Regions from separate parts of the Mus musculus genome. Here region 1 is linked to region 2. The links are chromatin loops, found by intact Hi-C in ENCODE. Cell type or tissue: left cerebral cortex. All regions are shown on one strand.

Evidence for each region. Peaks named below come from ENCODE experiments on the same cell type or tissue, not always from the same donor. Only the 100,000 strongest peaks of a DNase experiment are listed, where the experiment ranks them.
Region 1: a loop joins it to region 2, with 3 times the contacts of the local background. A loop is called at or near these places in 9 of 42 quality-filtered maps.

What each region holds. Positions count from the first base shown.
Region 1 is chr1:83,213,915-83,221,914 of GRCm38, forward strand. No RefSeq gene overlaps it. Among named protein-coding and RNA genes, the nearest start is that of Daw1, 58 kb to the left of the region's middle. In left cerebral cortex, a CTCF peak has its summit at 4,480 (motif pointing right); a DNase peak (open chromatin) is centred at 4,490.
Region 2 is chr1:83,403,979-83,411,978 of GRCm38, forward strand. It overlaps Sphkap (SPHK1 interactor, AKAP domain containing), which reads right to left and starts at 4,222. Exons shown (of 12, transcript NM_001356547.1): 1 at 4,002-4,222. The coding sequence starts at 4,029. In left cerebral cortex, CTCF peaks have their summits at 3,356 (motif pointing right), 4,211 and 4,447; DNase peaks (open chromatin) are centred at 2,673, 3,160, 3,319 and 4,187; H3K4me3 peaks cover 3,318 bases; H3K27ac peaks cover 3,052 bases.

The DNA of each region.
Region 1 (8,000 bases), 190 kb before region 2:
ACTTACCCTGTCCTTTCTTCTAACTTTCTTTTACCTTGGTCAGATTGTTGGAGCACTTTCTAGCCCTATGGAGATGAGACCCATCATTAGCCTGGCAATCAGACTTTCACATGCTCCCTACCTTGGGCAGGAGAAGCCCCGAGTGGGCAGATGCCACCCTCACCGGAGCTTGGAACAGACTCATGGCTACCTGAGAAGACACAGCCACCAGAGAAGACACACGGGGCTGGGGGAGGGAGCACAGCACTCACAGCAGGCTGTGCTCCACCTACTCCCTGGAGTTGGAGAGTGGGAGGCAGGGCAGCTGAGGATCTGAAAGGAAGAGGTCAGCATCGGGGTCTGACAGGATTCTTAGGCTTTTACCAGAGGGCATAACTCAAAAACAGTCAGTCCAAGTCTGAACACAAAGAGACACAGAACACACACACCTAAAAACCTTCCTGATAAAGTGTCACAGTAATTCCACAGAAACAGAAAGTAACCAAACAAACATGACCAATACAGGGTGTTCTATGACCTGCTTCCCACAGAAACCTGAACCAGGCAGTAGCTGTCTCTCAGCTATCGCTGGGTTGAGAAGGACCACCTCCGATACAACCTCCCAGGGAGAATTCTGGAGCATCCTCCAGTTCCCTGGGGCCCTTGATGTCTAGGCACGTCTGCTGCGCTACACTGACCACCCAGATGGGGGTCTCTCATGAGAACCCCGGATCTCCGGAACCTGAATACTAGTCAGTCAACCCTCCAGAACCTGAAACCAGTCGTCCCCTCCCGGGACCTAACAGACACAGACAATTGACACTGGCAATACAGACAGACAGACAGACAGACAGACAGACTTTACCTCTGATGCATGGTGTCTGTGTCCCCCTGAGGAGAGTCTTCCCAGCCAATGCACCAAATGTTGGAGTTCGTCAAAGGACCCCCGACTCACAAAGACCACAGTGATGGCCATCGCTGCAAACAGCAAGAAGATTTTTATTATTCCAACATGGTGGGGGCCCCCCTCTCAGCACTCAGGCCAAAGGAGAGACCCAGAACAAAGAAAGAACACACTTTTTATATCTTTGTAAGGGGCAGATTTAGGCAACAAGGTAGCTGGCTTGTTCTCATTGGTGTAGCAAGTAACCCTTTCAGGCATTGGTTGGTTTGCATAGCATGACTAAGTAACCCTTTGGCCTAGTCTCTCATTCTGCCTGCCCTTGTGGATTTTTTTTTGAAGCAAAGCAACAGTATGTTTTATATTTTGAACTTATGAGTCACCTATTAATGTCACAGGGAATTCTAGCAAGATCAGGGCAGTTTGTGGTCTTTCTCAGAATTCAGTGTGGGGTGTGGTAGGGGATTTCTCTGGGCGCTGCTATCTCGTTATAGTTATTCTTCTGAGAACAGCTCATTTTGTTTTGGCAGCTGTAGACTCAGCCATTTTGACCATTATGTTTCTGAAAGTTCCTCAGAGGGGAAGGGGCTAGGTGGTCTTGAACTTATTTTGGATATTACACCTTCAGCGATGCTTCCTTCGCAGCATCAAAGAGCAAAAAGCTAGACACACACCTTTAATCCCTCTGGCTGAAACACATACACACCCTTATTATACACCTTTAATCCCAAACAATGACATCTAATTGAAGGACAAAGTGATCAGAGAAAGATTTGACAGAATGAGTCAAAAGATAGAATATGCCTAACTCTAAAAGGACAGGAAGAGAAGCTACTTAAAGGGCAGTAAGGGAGAGAGAGAGTTGTGCTCAGTTCACTTTGAAGTAATTCAATTCAGTGCTGTTTAGTTCAGTTTGGGGAGTTCAGAGCCAGTCTTTCCAAACAAAGCAATCTAGTCAGAAGCCAAGAGAAGCCAAATCCAATCAGTCAGCTTGGAGCAAAGTTTGAGCCAGAACAGCTGAGTTGAATCAGCCAGCCAGAGAGGAGAAAGAACCAGCAAAGATGAGCTTATTCAGCAGTAAGTCTCTGAGGCTGAAACATTCTAGGCTTATGTTAGTAGACAGTCTGGAAACTGAAGCCTCCAAGGTCTGGGCTTGAAGATTAGATTGTGTGGAGGCTAGAAGTTTCCAGATGTAGGCCTAGGAATAGATAGAAATGCTGTGGGCTCAGCCCAAGTCATATATTCACAAACCTTGTGTATATTTTCATCTCATCCCTTCATCTGAGGAAATTAAAGCAACATTTACATTCACATTAATCAACTAAGGTGTGGGAAGCTTTGGTCAGGTAATGGTTTATTCCTCTTGTCTTTAAGTGACCAATGGAGTCTTACTTTTTATCCCCTCTGCTACCAGTATTTGAAATCAAACCTTGGGCTAGCATATGCAAAGCAATCATTCTAGCACTGAACTCTACTCTTATCCTTATTTATTTTTCTATCTATCTATCTATCTATCTATCTATCTATCTATCTGTCTGTCTGTCTGTCTGTCTGTCTGTCTGTCTGTCTGTCTGTCTGTCTATCTGAGACTATGTGTTGCCAAGTTTCCCAGACTGCACTTGAATTTCTTCTGTAGCTCAATCTGGCCTTGAATGTGTGGTCCTCTTACCTATCCTCTTGAGGAGTTGGGATTATAAGCCTGTGATTCCAGTACTGGAAGTCTTTCTTAAAAGAATATTTACTAAGAGTTTTAGACACTGCAACTGGCTTAAAGATAAGTGCCTAAATAATGAAGAGTATATGGAAAATGATGGCATCAACCAATTTATTTTCATTTGAATAAAGGCAGCATAGCTAGTATTATCATAAAACTTGTGAATTATATATTCAGGTTGCCTAGACACATATTCCCCAACCCAGGCACAAACCAGTCCCAGCCCTGCTTAGTTTAAGAGATCAGATGAGATCAAGCATACCCAGAGGGTATGCCCATAAACATCTAGATACAACCCTTAATTGGAAATTTCCCTCACCACTCTGATTCTCAGTCTCCTGTTTTCAATATTTACAATAATATGTTCTACTTTGAGGATTATGCATGTCAAGTACACAATTGTGTGATAAATATTAGTTACAATTTGTATGATTAATACTTTTGTGACTATAGAAACATTTTTTTGAGAAAAGAACACTATTTTTTCAGAACTCAGTAAAGATCTGAAATATTTTGATGTTTTATAGTATCTTAGGAAGACACATTTAGATAATCATTTTTACCAAATAAAATTTAACATTCCTGGGGAAATTATCTTTTTATTAATATATTTTGATTATATTCATCATCTTTTCTAATAAATTCCTCCCAGATCTGACCCTCCCAATTTCATATCTATTTTCTTTAAAAAAAGATAAACAGAACACTGTCTAATTTTTGCTGGCCATGTACTTAGGGATATAGGGCAATCGGGTGGAACATTTGTACCAGAGCTGCACCAGATTCTCCTCCCTTTACAGCCATCAACTGCTAAATTAATTAAATGAGCTGAATATGAGCTCAGCCTACAGTGAGGGCTGGTAAGCCCCTTCCCACTCCAGGCTGGGGTATTAGTATATTACTAGACTGATTTCGTGCATGCCTTGTCCATGTAACTAGTATCTTTTAAGGTTCTGTATTGAACCAGAAGTACTAAGAAGTGAGGAGATTGCCAGCTTAGATGATTAGGGTGTGGTCCATATTCCTCACATAAATATGGTTTCCAAAACCAGTTTTGATTCAGATTTGGTTGACTCTATGATTAAAGTACTCCATGGTTACAGAGGGGTGGCTATAGTTTTTCCCTCTCTGTCCTTTACATTTGATGCTACCACAGAAGCTCCATTCCAGCCAACAGGGGATTGCACACTTTCCTCCTTTTCCCCTCTAGCCAGCAAATCATAAGCACTGACCTCAATATATTGTAGCTTCTGGTTTTACTGCATCCAGTTTATAAGTTACCATTGTATTACCACTCAGGTGCCAGGAACAGAGATTGAAAAAAATTGTAAATGACTCCAGCTTCCTCTCACCTTTTAAGATTCTTTATAAAATAAATAGTAAAATTATAAGTTGTACTCTTTTGTGTTTATAAGACTTCCTCATAAATCAGTATGTTTACTAAGAGGGAAGGAATAGGAGCGGTGAGATGTGGTAGGTAACACATGCTCAGAAGTTGGAATGATTTTGTCTCTATTGCCCATCTTTACCTCTCTACCTTCTTCACTTTCTCCCCTTCTCTGGAAGTGCTAAATTGGTTTGCATATGATTTGTGAACCTTTAGAGATGTAAATTCCAGAAATGTTCTGTGGAAGCAGAAGATAAAATAATGGAGAGGATTGGCATTTACTTTGCCTGTAAAGAAAGGTTGGATTCATTGCTTTGGACAAAGCCACCTTTAATGCTCTTTTATTGAAAATATGGCATGTTGCTTAATTAAATATGTGCTCACACATGTCACGTGTCCATTGGGGAGAGCAAGGATGCATTGGGTCCCTTTGATGAAGCCTGGAAGATGTTGCTGTTTCCCAGGGCTTATTGGCTTACATGCTTTGGTTTCTTCTCTCCTCTCAGCAGGTGGCAGTGTTTATCTTTCTGCAGTTTTTGCTTTTCTTGACAAACAGAGACTGTACAGTGCAATGTTTTAAATTCCAGGACCCTTACAGATAAGGGTTATGTGGGGATACAGTTACTGAGAATGTGGTACAGTTTAAAGCTTGGGACTATCTTGACAGATCTGGGACAAGTGACATAACTCATTAATCTTGACATTCTGCAGGGACATTTCCCCATCTATTTGAAGGACAGAGACCATTAAATTGAATAATAGATAGCTCCAATATTTCCTTTAAGGTCTCCTGTGGGGAACCATGTGGGAACGTTTATTTTATAATAACTTCTATCAAAGCCTGCAACTCTGAAGTCTTTTCACAACATTATCTTACCAGAGCAAATATGGGTTGTTTTCTAAGCTAATGAAGGTTTTCTGAAATTACAGTGGATTGAGAGCATAAATACTTTATCTATTTTCTCATTACATAATTGTGAACTTCATGGCCAAATAATTTTGGTTTTGGTTGGCAAAGACAAAAGTATGAGATCAGGGACTGGAGAGATCACTCAGCAGTTAAAAGCACTGACTGCTCTTCCAGAAGATGCAGGTTCAAGTCCCACCACCCACATGACAGCTGAAAACTGCCTTAACTCCAGTTTTAGAGCATTTGACATCCTCACATAGACATACATGCTGGCAGAATACAAATGCACATAAAAATTTTCTTTAAAACAGGAACATTTGCTTTAAAAACCTATGAGACCAAACTGAGGAAGTCTGCTACTCATGAGCAGGTGGCAAGGGGGTCCAGCTGCTGTACCTTCCTTTTAGGACATGAGAGGTAACCAAGGATCTGCTTTATAGAACAAAAGAAGAAACACTAGATGGCCTCTAGACTGAACTCTGAGGCCTGTTTAAATATTCTGCACGTCTGCTTCTGGTCACTGAGATCTTAGTGCCATCAAACATTCTGTAATTCAGTTTTCTTATCTTTAAAATAGAATTGTACATGGGAACTTTTCTTAGATTAAAATAAATTAATAAATACATAAAGGTTTTGATATAGTGTAAGCACTCCATTAGTATTAGCTGATAATTGTGGACACTGGTCCAGTAACTTGAATTTGATAGATTTAAGACCCATGAAAGAATCTGTCCATTCAGGGCAAGCTTTATCATAAATACACTATTCACTATTCAAGTCCCTTTGTCATAGGAGATAAAGGGGGTTAAAGAAATACAATGACTATTTTCCATTCCCATCTCTCAGGAGCTCTCATGTATTTGGGAATGTGAGTACTACTTTGGTTTAATTTAATAACCTGGTGGTCCTCTGAGTCATCCTCAGTTCTTTATCTTTTTTACTTGCAAAGTGCTATGTTTCTAATTCATTTAAGGCACCTCTACCTGCCTCCATCTCAATAGAAATTCATTTGTGGGCAAGGAGACAGATACGATGTAAATATCATTAATTATGATTTCATAATGCTCCTAGAGCCCTTAACAATACTGGAGAAAAAAGTAAAAAGTATAAAGTATTTAGACTATTCAAAGGCAGAACCATTCCCTAAGGTTTTCTGATGTGTCGTATTTCATACGTACTGGAGACACTGGTAAACGCTCCAGAACTTTAAGTGGATTTGCTGCAAGTTAGTAAAGAATCCAGTATCCTTCAGAACAAGTGGCTGCAGATGTGGATCACATGGGCTTTTCTGGTATATGGAGTATCAACATTCCTGCTTTGCTTTACCCTCAATGTTTAAGGATCTTTGGGGAAGGATCCCTTTTAGAATTGCTTTTGGTTTAGTATTTTATTTTTCATCCCCACACTCCACTGGTATTTCTAGGGCATGTTCATATTTAATTATGGAAATAACAATTGCAGGAGGAATGCCTGAATTTCTGTTTAATTCAAGTGCAGCCTTCCTTTCTTTACAGCTTGTGTGTGGAAGGTGATGGAAGCTTCTGGAAGATAATTTTGGCCTTCTTTCCCCAGGCAGTATAAGACTTATTTCCTAGGTGTGCCTGAGGCAAAAGGACTGTGCAGTAGACACTCTCCAAGGAGAAGTAGATGAATAGTTAGAGTGCTTTGGGTTATTGCCATGAATACGAAATTAGTGTAAATCATATACAATTGCCAATTTTGACAAATGTTGAGCTGTAATAATTGCATAGGGGTTGACTTCATATGTTGCTTATTCAGTGCAGGGTGAGAGATTTGCTGTCTTTGAGATTTCAGCTCAGACTTGTCCTTAAGCAAACCCTCAGTAGTGGTCCACTCTCCAATACTGCAGCCTGGCCAAGAGGGCAGACAGCAGACCACAGAATGCAAACCAAACGCTGAAGACAGTGAGATACTTCATCAGGGAGAGAAAACCCACTACATATGGCCTTGGAGTAAGACCAGACTCCACCCATTGCTCCAGTCTGATGCGAACACTCCCATTATCAAATTTATTTCCTTCTTTATAACATGAAATTATGGCAATAGAATGAACACATGGATACTCTAGTTCGAGTATCCTTCAATACTGTTGTTGATTGTTGTGTGTTTGATCTTCCCTATCTCCCTGGAGAACGTCTATTTGAAGGTTGGTATCAGTACTGACTTGTGCCCAAGGAAAGGTGCTTATGTTAACTGCCTGCTTTCGTCCAAGGGCTCAGGGGAGCATCTTTGTTTCCCAGAAGGCTCCTTGCTGAAGCTGCAGTATGGAGACGTCCTTCCTCCAATGCTCTTCTCTACCACCCTCAGGCACAGCGGTAGTCTATATTTAGAAGAGCATCAGCTCTTTTCTTGAGCATTTGGGCTAATGTTTATAAGCACTAATCCACCCTTCCCCCCTTTTGATAAGATCAGACACGTTTGGAGTGGTATGGCCATAGACAAACTTATGACTTAGCATTGCTTGTTTAGCAATCCTGTTTAATATCTAGAGCATCTTGCTGTTAGATCTGGTATAGAGGAAGAATTGAAACAGAAAAATATGAATATCTATTTACCAGAAAGCAAGACCTTTTTAGCACAAAGTCTTAGTTGCTACAAATTACATATACCATAACTTGCCTAGGTAATTTGTTTTGAGTAAATTTAACCAATTTTTAGAAATATAATGACATAAGACCCGTTGTTCCAAGTGGTCTAATAGTCCACCATACAAAGTAGAAAACCAGAGAAAGAGACCCACTCATTTGTGCTCAAAGAAAAGATCACATGAGACAAAATGAAGAATCCATTTTTCAGCCAGAGAAAGAGAGACTCACAGAGAGAGAGACAGAGAGAGACAGACACACACACAGAAGACAGAAAGAGACAGAGAGAGACAGAAAGAGATCAGAAGAAATATATGCTTATGCACCTTGAACTCGGGCTTCAAACCTCTAGAACTCTTAAAAGTGAGTTTAAGTTGTTTAAGTTGTCCAGTATGAACATTTTGTTACAGCATCCTTAACAAGCTCATATTTCACAGAAGTACTCATTAGATCTTACTGTTGTCTTAAGGTGCTTCACACTTCTGTAGCTTTGATTTTACTGT
Region 2 (8,000 bases):
ATATAGTATAAAAATGTAAATGAATATTGAGAAAGAGAATAACTCTTCAACTTCCAATTCTAGCTCAAATGTGGCATAGATAAAAAATGATTTTTGCTCTTCTCTTGCTCTTGCTCTCTCCGCCTTTCCCCCCTCTCTCCCCATTCCCCTCCCTGCTCTGTGCTCATGGCTGACCTCTACTCCTCTCTCTCTCTCTCTCTCTCTCTCTCTCTCTGCCTTTCTCTGTCTCTATTTAACCCCCTCCCCATGCCCTAAATAAACTCTATTGAAATGTTTTGTTTGTAACTTTTTTTTAAAAGGGCATTTCAAGGCTTGTGCTTTGAAGATCATCTTGCATCCCGGCTGCCCCTATATGTCTGAGAATGATGTTACCATTATGGCCAGGCCATCATTTCTTCTCTCCTATAAAAAACAACTGTGATTTCATAGCCAATACAAGAAAGAAAAAAAAAAAGGCTAGACTTGAAGCCAAAGGACTTTGAGGTGTCCTAGGTGTCATGTATGTGGACTTTTAAATCTGGTATTTACTTTATTTAATTTCCTTTTGCTTCAAAGGTATTGCTAGCAAGTAGAAGTAATATCTGCTATAATTAACTCCCAGGGATGCAATGATCAAATAATCTAATATATGAAATGACACTTAATAAATTCTAAATGTGATTCTGTACACAGTTGCTTATGTAGATGATATTGACTTTCGTCTGTAAAGGGTAGCTGTGGTGCAGGAATAACAGCTACAAGAATCACTTAAGAGAGAACCTCGATTCTTTTTTTTTTCCAAACACCTAATTATGTGATTTAGGGAAATAAACTTCATAAAACAAATAAGTGAATAAGTGTTTCCAAAACTTTTAGCTGTAAAAGTAGCCAAACCGAAGCAAAAGCCTTCATTTTCTTTTAAACATTTTATTTCTACCAGACTACTAGCCAGAAAAGAGCATGAAATTCTGGGTTTATAATACATCTGCTGCAAAGGATATTGATTTCTCTAGTGCCTGATTTTCTTCCTGGAGACATTTTCGGGCTTCTCTTTGCAGAGGTTTTTAAAAGTCTTTGCCCCAGTACAGGGGAACGCCAGGGCCAAAAAGGGGGAGTGGGTGGGAAGGGGAGTGGGGGTGGGTGGGTATGGGGGACTTTTGCTATAGCATTGGAAATGTAAATGAGCTAAATACCTAATAAAAAATGGAAAAGAAAAAAAAAGTCTTTAATCTGCTTCATACAACTTATATATTTGAAAATTAAAATCATCACAGTGAAAATAAGGTGAAACTTTTGCAAATACAAGGTTAATAGATTATAATATCTCGTAGAACTGTCAACATTTTCATTGTTAAAAAGCCATGTTTTAAAGTTACCAAATTATTAATCAAATTCTGGTCTGAGATGATACACCACAGAGTATTGCTGGATTAGTGTCCCAGTTATATTCTGTTTTACCTGAAATCACCAAGCAAGTAAAAAAATTCTAACAGCACAAAATATCCTATAATTAAACCATTTCCCCGAAATCTTGTTGTTTTTTCTGCTCATTACTGAATAGATGTCTAAATTATTTTATCTTACTTAAACGAAATGCTGTTATTTTAATCACTGACTTAACTTTATTAAATACTGAGAGTGTTTCTGATCTGCACAATATATGCTTGATCTATAATGATTTGTTATTACTTGATCATTTTGCCACTTTCTCAAAAACACTTGTGTAGAATATCCAACTGCCAGTTCTTCAAAACTCAAGCTTGCCTAAATAAGTCTAGTGATTAATACAAGGCATACAGGTATCAGTTCAAATTCTAATTCTGCTTTCACATATATGTGGAAAGTTAATTCCCATGGCCTCTCATGAGATCTGATGAGAGAGAAATTGGGATTCTTACCTGCACTAAAGCAAAGAAATGAACAAAGATGCTCCAAGAGATGAGACTATTATTCTGACTTAGGGGAGAGGCGATGTTTCTTGGTAAGTAAGTGGTAATAGTCAGAAGGTTTATTTCTGGAGATATGCTATCAAGATTCAGATGTGGGCCTTCAATTAGTTTGCTTGCTCTTTATAAAGCCACCTCTGTCGCCACCCCATAAAAGATCTCAGTAAGTTATCGGAATGCTTTATTTCTAATCCTTTAGGAAATGTTCCAGGATTAGATGGAAATTGAGTCAGGATTGAGCCACACTCCTGACGATCTGAAAAGATAGCTTTAAAGTAAACAATTCGTTATGAAAAACACCTTTTAAAAAGATTTTTTTAATTTTTAATTTTTATTTTTTGGAATTGGGGGACTACTTAGTTCACCATTTCAGTTTGTAGGAATGGGGGTAGAAACTGAAGATGGGACTTAGGGCCTCATGTATGCAAGGCTGGATGGAGCTTTATAAATGAGCTGTATCCTTAGCCCTGAACACTTCAATTCAAAGAAGCATTTCTCCAGACAGTAAACAGCAAACCTCTAGCTCAACTTTTAAAACGTTGTTGAACTTTTACCTACATCGACAACAATGGTTAATTTTAAGGCTTTTAAAATCTTCCCTCCCATAGCTCTATACTTGCTTTTCCAGACATGAGGCTGAAATAGAGAGACTCAGTGTTCATCTGTTCCCATTTGAGCCAGAGAGCTAGAGCCTCACTTAGGCTCCAGGCATTGTATAGAAACCTCAAAGTCCTTTGCTAGATTTACAGAGGTGGGTGATGGATGGGACGCTGGGGAGACTAGTTCTATCACACAACACGAACACTTGCAGATATAGATGGAAGGCTCTGATCCTTTGAAAGGCAATATGTAACCTGCTGTACCCCCAGCCTTATCCCAGCTCTCCCTCTATCTTGGCTACTGTCTGTGAGCCTTAGCCTGTGAGTATTGGGTCTTCCTATGTTCCTATGCAACCCAAGAATTCTAGCTCAACTTGTTTATTTCAGTGCTTGACAGTGTCAGCTGAAAACTACCTTAGTTTTTTGGGGTTGGTTGGGGTGGGGTGAGTTGGGGTGGGGAGATAAGAAGTAAGAGCCTAAAAGATTAGCCCTGAGCCTCGGTGGAGTTGAAAGGTGGGCCTGTGGGATCTCAGCATGGCAGCCCAGGCTGCAGCATTCAACAGTACTAGGAGCTCTAGGTGTGAACTGCGAATGCTCAGTTTCCTGCTGGGCAGAGAGCACAAAGGGCTCAAAGCTACCTGCTCAGTTGGGCACCTGAGAGATAGACTCGGTTCAACCCGGATATTTTTTAGGGAGAAGAACAAAAGTCATAGAGTACTGAATTCTCCAGCTGGGTCCGGAGTAGAGCAGAACAGGAGGAAAGAGAGAGGAAACACAAGACCAAACAACAAAACATTGTAACCACGTCTTTCAGGTGGCTGGACTTACCGGTCTGGGGAAGGGACTCAGACACTAGGTGGAACTAGCGCTTCAGAGATGCTAAAGGACCAAAGAGGTCTCCTCTGCCCAGGATTACAGGTGGGCTCAGGTTAGTGCCAGTGAGAGATCTAAGAGATCTCCCCCTCCCCAAGCCTACAAGACCTTGTAGCTCACTCCAAAGCCCCAAACACTAACCCAGGTTAAGGTCAACAGAACTGGAGGTAAATCAGCTTTGGTCTTGATCCCTCAGGTCTCTGTTCTCCACCTTGGAACGCATTCCAAGTCAAGGCGCAAAACTGCTCCAGGTAATATAACACTAAAAGCCCGATTCCCCAGATACCTCGCCTGGCAGAGGAGACCTCACCACCACTACCCGCCCCCAGCCCCCCCTCCCCCAGCCTTAGAGGCAGGCACCTGGCTCCAGCACACAGGCCCCACCCAGCCGGGCGCCCAGTGGGGTAGCTAACAGAATTGAAGCCCCCACCCCTCACCCCCACCTCTCAAGGGCCGATCCCAAGGATCAGTCGTGCAGGAACTTGACTTCTCCGTGGGAATCTCTAAGGAGAGCAAAGGGTGGAAAGCAACTTTGCCTATGATCTCTAGTGCCCAGCGGAGTTTGAGAGACATCACATTAGGCATATGGAGAAGCGAGTCTTACCTTTGCACAGAAAGCCGGGAGTTGACATCCATGGTTGACCGCAGGCAGAGAAAAGCTGACAGCGCAGGCGAAGGCTAAGAAGCCTGAGCGCCCTGCGCGAGGACAGAGACGTGCAGGCTGGAGCAGCAGTGACTGAGACCCGCAGCGGAGATTGATGCTCGCTCCTCCCTGGCCACCAAGCGCTGCAGAGATGTCCTGGTGGCGCCTCCTGTGGTCTGCTCAGATCTTGAAAACTGCTGGCTGGACTTGACCCTTCAGCCTAATTCCCGCCTCCCTCCCAGGTCTCGGGGGACTGACTGCCTTCTGTGCCTTTCGCTGTTGCTCCCTGCTCACTCCCCTCCCCTTAGTCCAGTCCCGCCCCTTGCTTTCTCTGGTGAACACCAAGTCTCAGCCCTGAAGTTGTTCATCCACTTGGCTGCATTTACAGGCTCACTTCTGGCAGTTCTGGCTTCCCGCTGCCCCTACTGGTGGCACACACATCCCCTTGAAGACCCTCTATTTGTCCTCTACAACAAAACAGGAGGTGCAGGCGTGGTCACTTGTGTCAATGTATCCAGCTCCTTTGCTTTCTTCTAAGCCTCTGTCCTGTTTTAACTCTCTCCTGTCTCCATGTAACTCATTTTCCTTAAATGGGACACCATCATCTCTCACCTGTTTGACCCTATGAGGAGATAAAAGTTTCAAAAACTCGCGACAGTGGCCATCCTTCTGAGGCAGCTTTCAGAACCGAAGGCAAGATTTACTGATGCTCTATTGTCTGCTCAGCATCTCTTTGAGCAGAAACAGACTTTTTTTTTAAAGAAAGAAATCAAGACACTGATGATAGCAACTCTCTGTTAAAAAGAGGGCATGGAACCTTGTGCCCTTTCTTTTTGAATTGAAAAGCAAACTAAAAATGAATACCCTGAGACTTCCAGGAATGGGAAGATGAGATAAATAAAATTTCCCCTTTTGCTTCTTGCAAGTCTAACTAGGACTCTCCATATTATGAATTGTATATAGAAAAATTCTGGCAGAAGCAAGGAGAACAACTAGGGGCCTGACCATGCAAAGAATGTAGTGGGGGTCTCTAGCCAAATGACAGAAACAGCCTAGACAGGCAGAAAATGCACAGATACCTGCTTCATGATGGCTGAATGTTAGAGGAGAAAATCCCACTCTAAACTGTAACACCAAAGGCTATGGGGGAAGTTCATATTCCAGTGTCCTGAGCTGGAAGGATGCAAGTCACTCGTAGGGTCAATTGTGCAAGAAAGACTAAGCATGGATCAGGACTTTCATCCCTTCCAGGAAGAAGCAATTGACATCTCCACAAATTGGCACCAATAGAGGGTTCTCCTAACCAGCCACAATACCACCCAGATAGATGTTATGAGAGCAAAGAAGGTGGGGAGATTTTGAGCTCTGTATAGCCCTTAGAGAACCTTGGTGGCAATTTAGAGGAGGCCTAAAGCTCAGAAGTAATGAGGTCATGTAGCAGCCTTGGTGCACATCTTTGGAGACATAGCCACAGAGCTATCAGTTAGACCAGAAAGGAACTACCTAGCAAGGCTGAGGTGTGGACCACTATCCCTTCAGAAGTAATCTGGGAGCCTAATAAGCTAATGTACTGGCAGTAATAGAGCAGCATTGTCCTGCCTGCTTTGACCTGCAAGAAGCTAGCTAAAGCAATTAAGTAAGACTCAGGCTTCAGACATATTATCCTAAGTCATCAGGTTTGTGAGGACATTATGTATCAGGCTAATAACTAATAAAAACACACAAAGCAATTAGTAGGAACCCTGAACTGACATGACAGAGATGTTAAAACAATCCTTCACATTTTTATAAACAGGTATTATAAAAGTAGAGTTGGTCTCTTGTATCAGCAATTTCCACATCTGTGAGGACATCTAATGTTTGGTAAAATGATTTGAAAAGGCAGGTCAGGTTTGCCTGAGTATCCTCAGATTTGGAACAATATCCTGGGGCAGAAAGCCAAACTCAGTATGCAAATTTAAAATAATTGAAATCACATAATGGGGAAAAAAAAAAGAAGAAGCAAAATCAAGAACAGAAGAAACACTGGCTGGCAAGCCATCCTACAGGCTTACATTTTTAGGCTTGCTCAGGCCCCTGTATGAGTGGCAGGCCAGCATGGGCTTCATCATGAGATGCAGAACAAGATCTCATTTCAAAGCAAAACAGCAAACCAGCAAAGACCAAGCAAACTCTCCCCTATACACTTCAAAATATAGGGACCAAAGAGGAGGGTATCTAAAGAAAACTTTAAAAAATACTTTAAGTTCAATGTGTATTTCATCTCCTAGAAACTATTAAGCAGGCCTGATTGGAAGTTACTTTGCACCAAATGAATATGTAAGAAAAGTACCAATTGGTGATGTAACCTTCTTTCTCAAGGATGCAGAGAGAAAAGCAGTGTAAAATAATGCCAAACCAAGAAGGCCATGGGTCTCGGAAGGAGCAGTTCGGGAAAGAAAGTATTTGACTTGCAATAGCAATAGTGCCAAACTGACATTGATACTGGGGACCCATGGAAAAAACAACATGCTGGAGAATGCTTTGAATCTCACTGGTAGCAAGAGACAAATAAATCCTTAAGTCATTGTCTGATCTCCAAACTCACTTGTACTCCTGAGCATGTGCACGTATGCACAAAGCCGCATACAATTAACCAAGATCAGAAAGCAATGAAGTTGATTATGGGATGGATCCCTGGGTATGGCAGCCTCTAGATGGTCCATCCTTTCGTCTCAGCGCCAAACTTTGTCTCTATAACTCCTTCCATGGGTGTTTTGTTCCCAATTCTAAGAAGGGGCAAAGTGTCCACACTTTGGTCTTCGTTCTTCTTGAGTTTCATGTGTTTTGCAATTTGTATCTTGAATCTTGGGTATTCTAAGTTTCTGGGCTAATATCCACTTATCAGTGAGTACATATCATGTGAGTTCTTTTGTGATTGGGTTACCTCACTCAGGATGATGTCGTCCAGGTCCATCCATTTGCTACACCAGCAAGATTTTGCTGAAAGGACCCTGATATAGCTGTCTCTTGTGAGGCTATGCCGGGGCCTGGCAAACACAGAAGTGGATGCTCACAGTCAGCTATTGGATGGAACACAGGGCCCCCAATGGAGGAACTAGAGAAAGTACCCAAGGAGCTAAAGGGGTCTTCAACCCTATAGGTAGAACAACAATATGAACTAACCAGTACCCCCCGGAGCTCGTGTCTCTAGCTGCATATGTATCAGAAGATGGCCTAGTTGGCCATCATTGGGAAGAGAGGCCCCTTGGTCTTGCAAACTTTATATGCCTCAGTACAGGGGAACACCAGGGCCAAGAAGTGGGAGTGGGTGGTTAAAGGAGTGGGTGGGGGCAGAGTCTGGGGGACTTTTGGGATAGCATTTGAAATGTAAATGAAGAAAATACCTAATTAAAAAATAAATTAAAAAAAGAAATCAAAGAAGTTTAATGATGGTGGTAGTGGTGGTGATGATGATGATGAGTGAAATAAAGAGTTGCATTTTTCGCAAGGTTCAATAAATTTGATAAGCTTTTATTAGACTGACAGAACATTCAGAAGGCATGGATTACCAATCAGCTGTGAAATAGATATATGTCTCAGACCTTCCAGGTAAGTTGAAGTATTCAAATAATACTGAATGCAATATGACTGATGTCTGCACAGACAGGGGAATTTATGCATAGGCATAGAATGGCAGTGATCTTAGGAGACACCAGAGAATAAATATCCTGTAACAAAGAAGGTGGAGGTGAAGTCACATAGCCACCCAAATGAAGAGTTGGACAATCAGCTGGAAGGTGTCTTCTCTGTGTCGCCAGAGGTGTCACAGGGAGCAAGGACCTGTTGACATCTTTGTTCTGGACTTCCAGTCTTCAGAAGTGCAGAATGTTATATTTCTGTTGCTCTTAAATTGTCCTCGGTGTGATAGTTTGTTAAAGTGGTTGTAGGAAATGGACATATTATGTAAACTGAACTGGT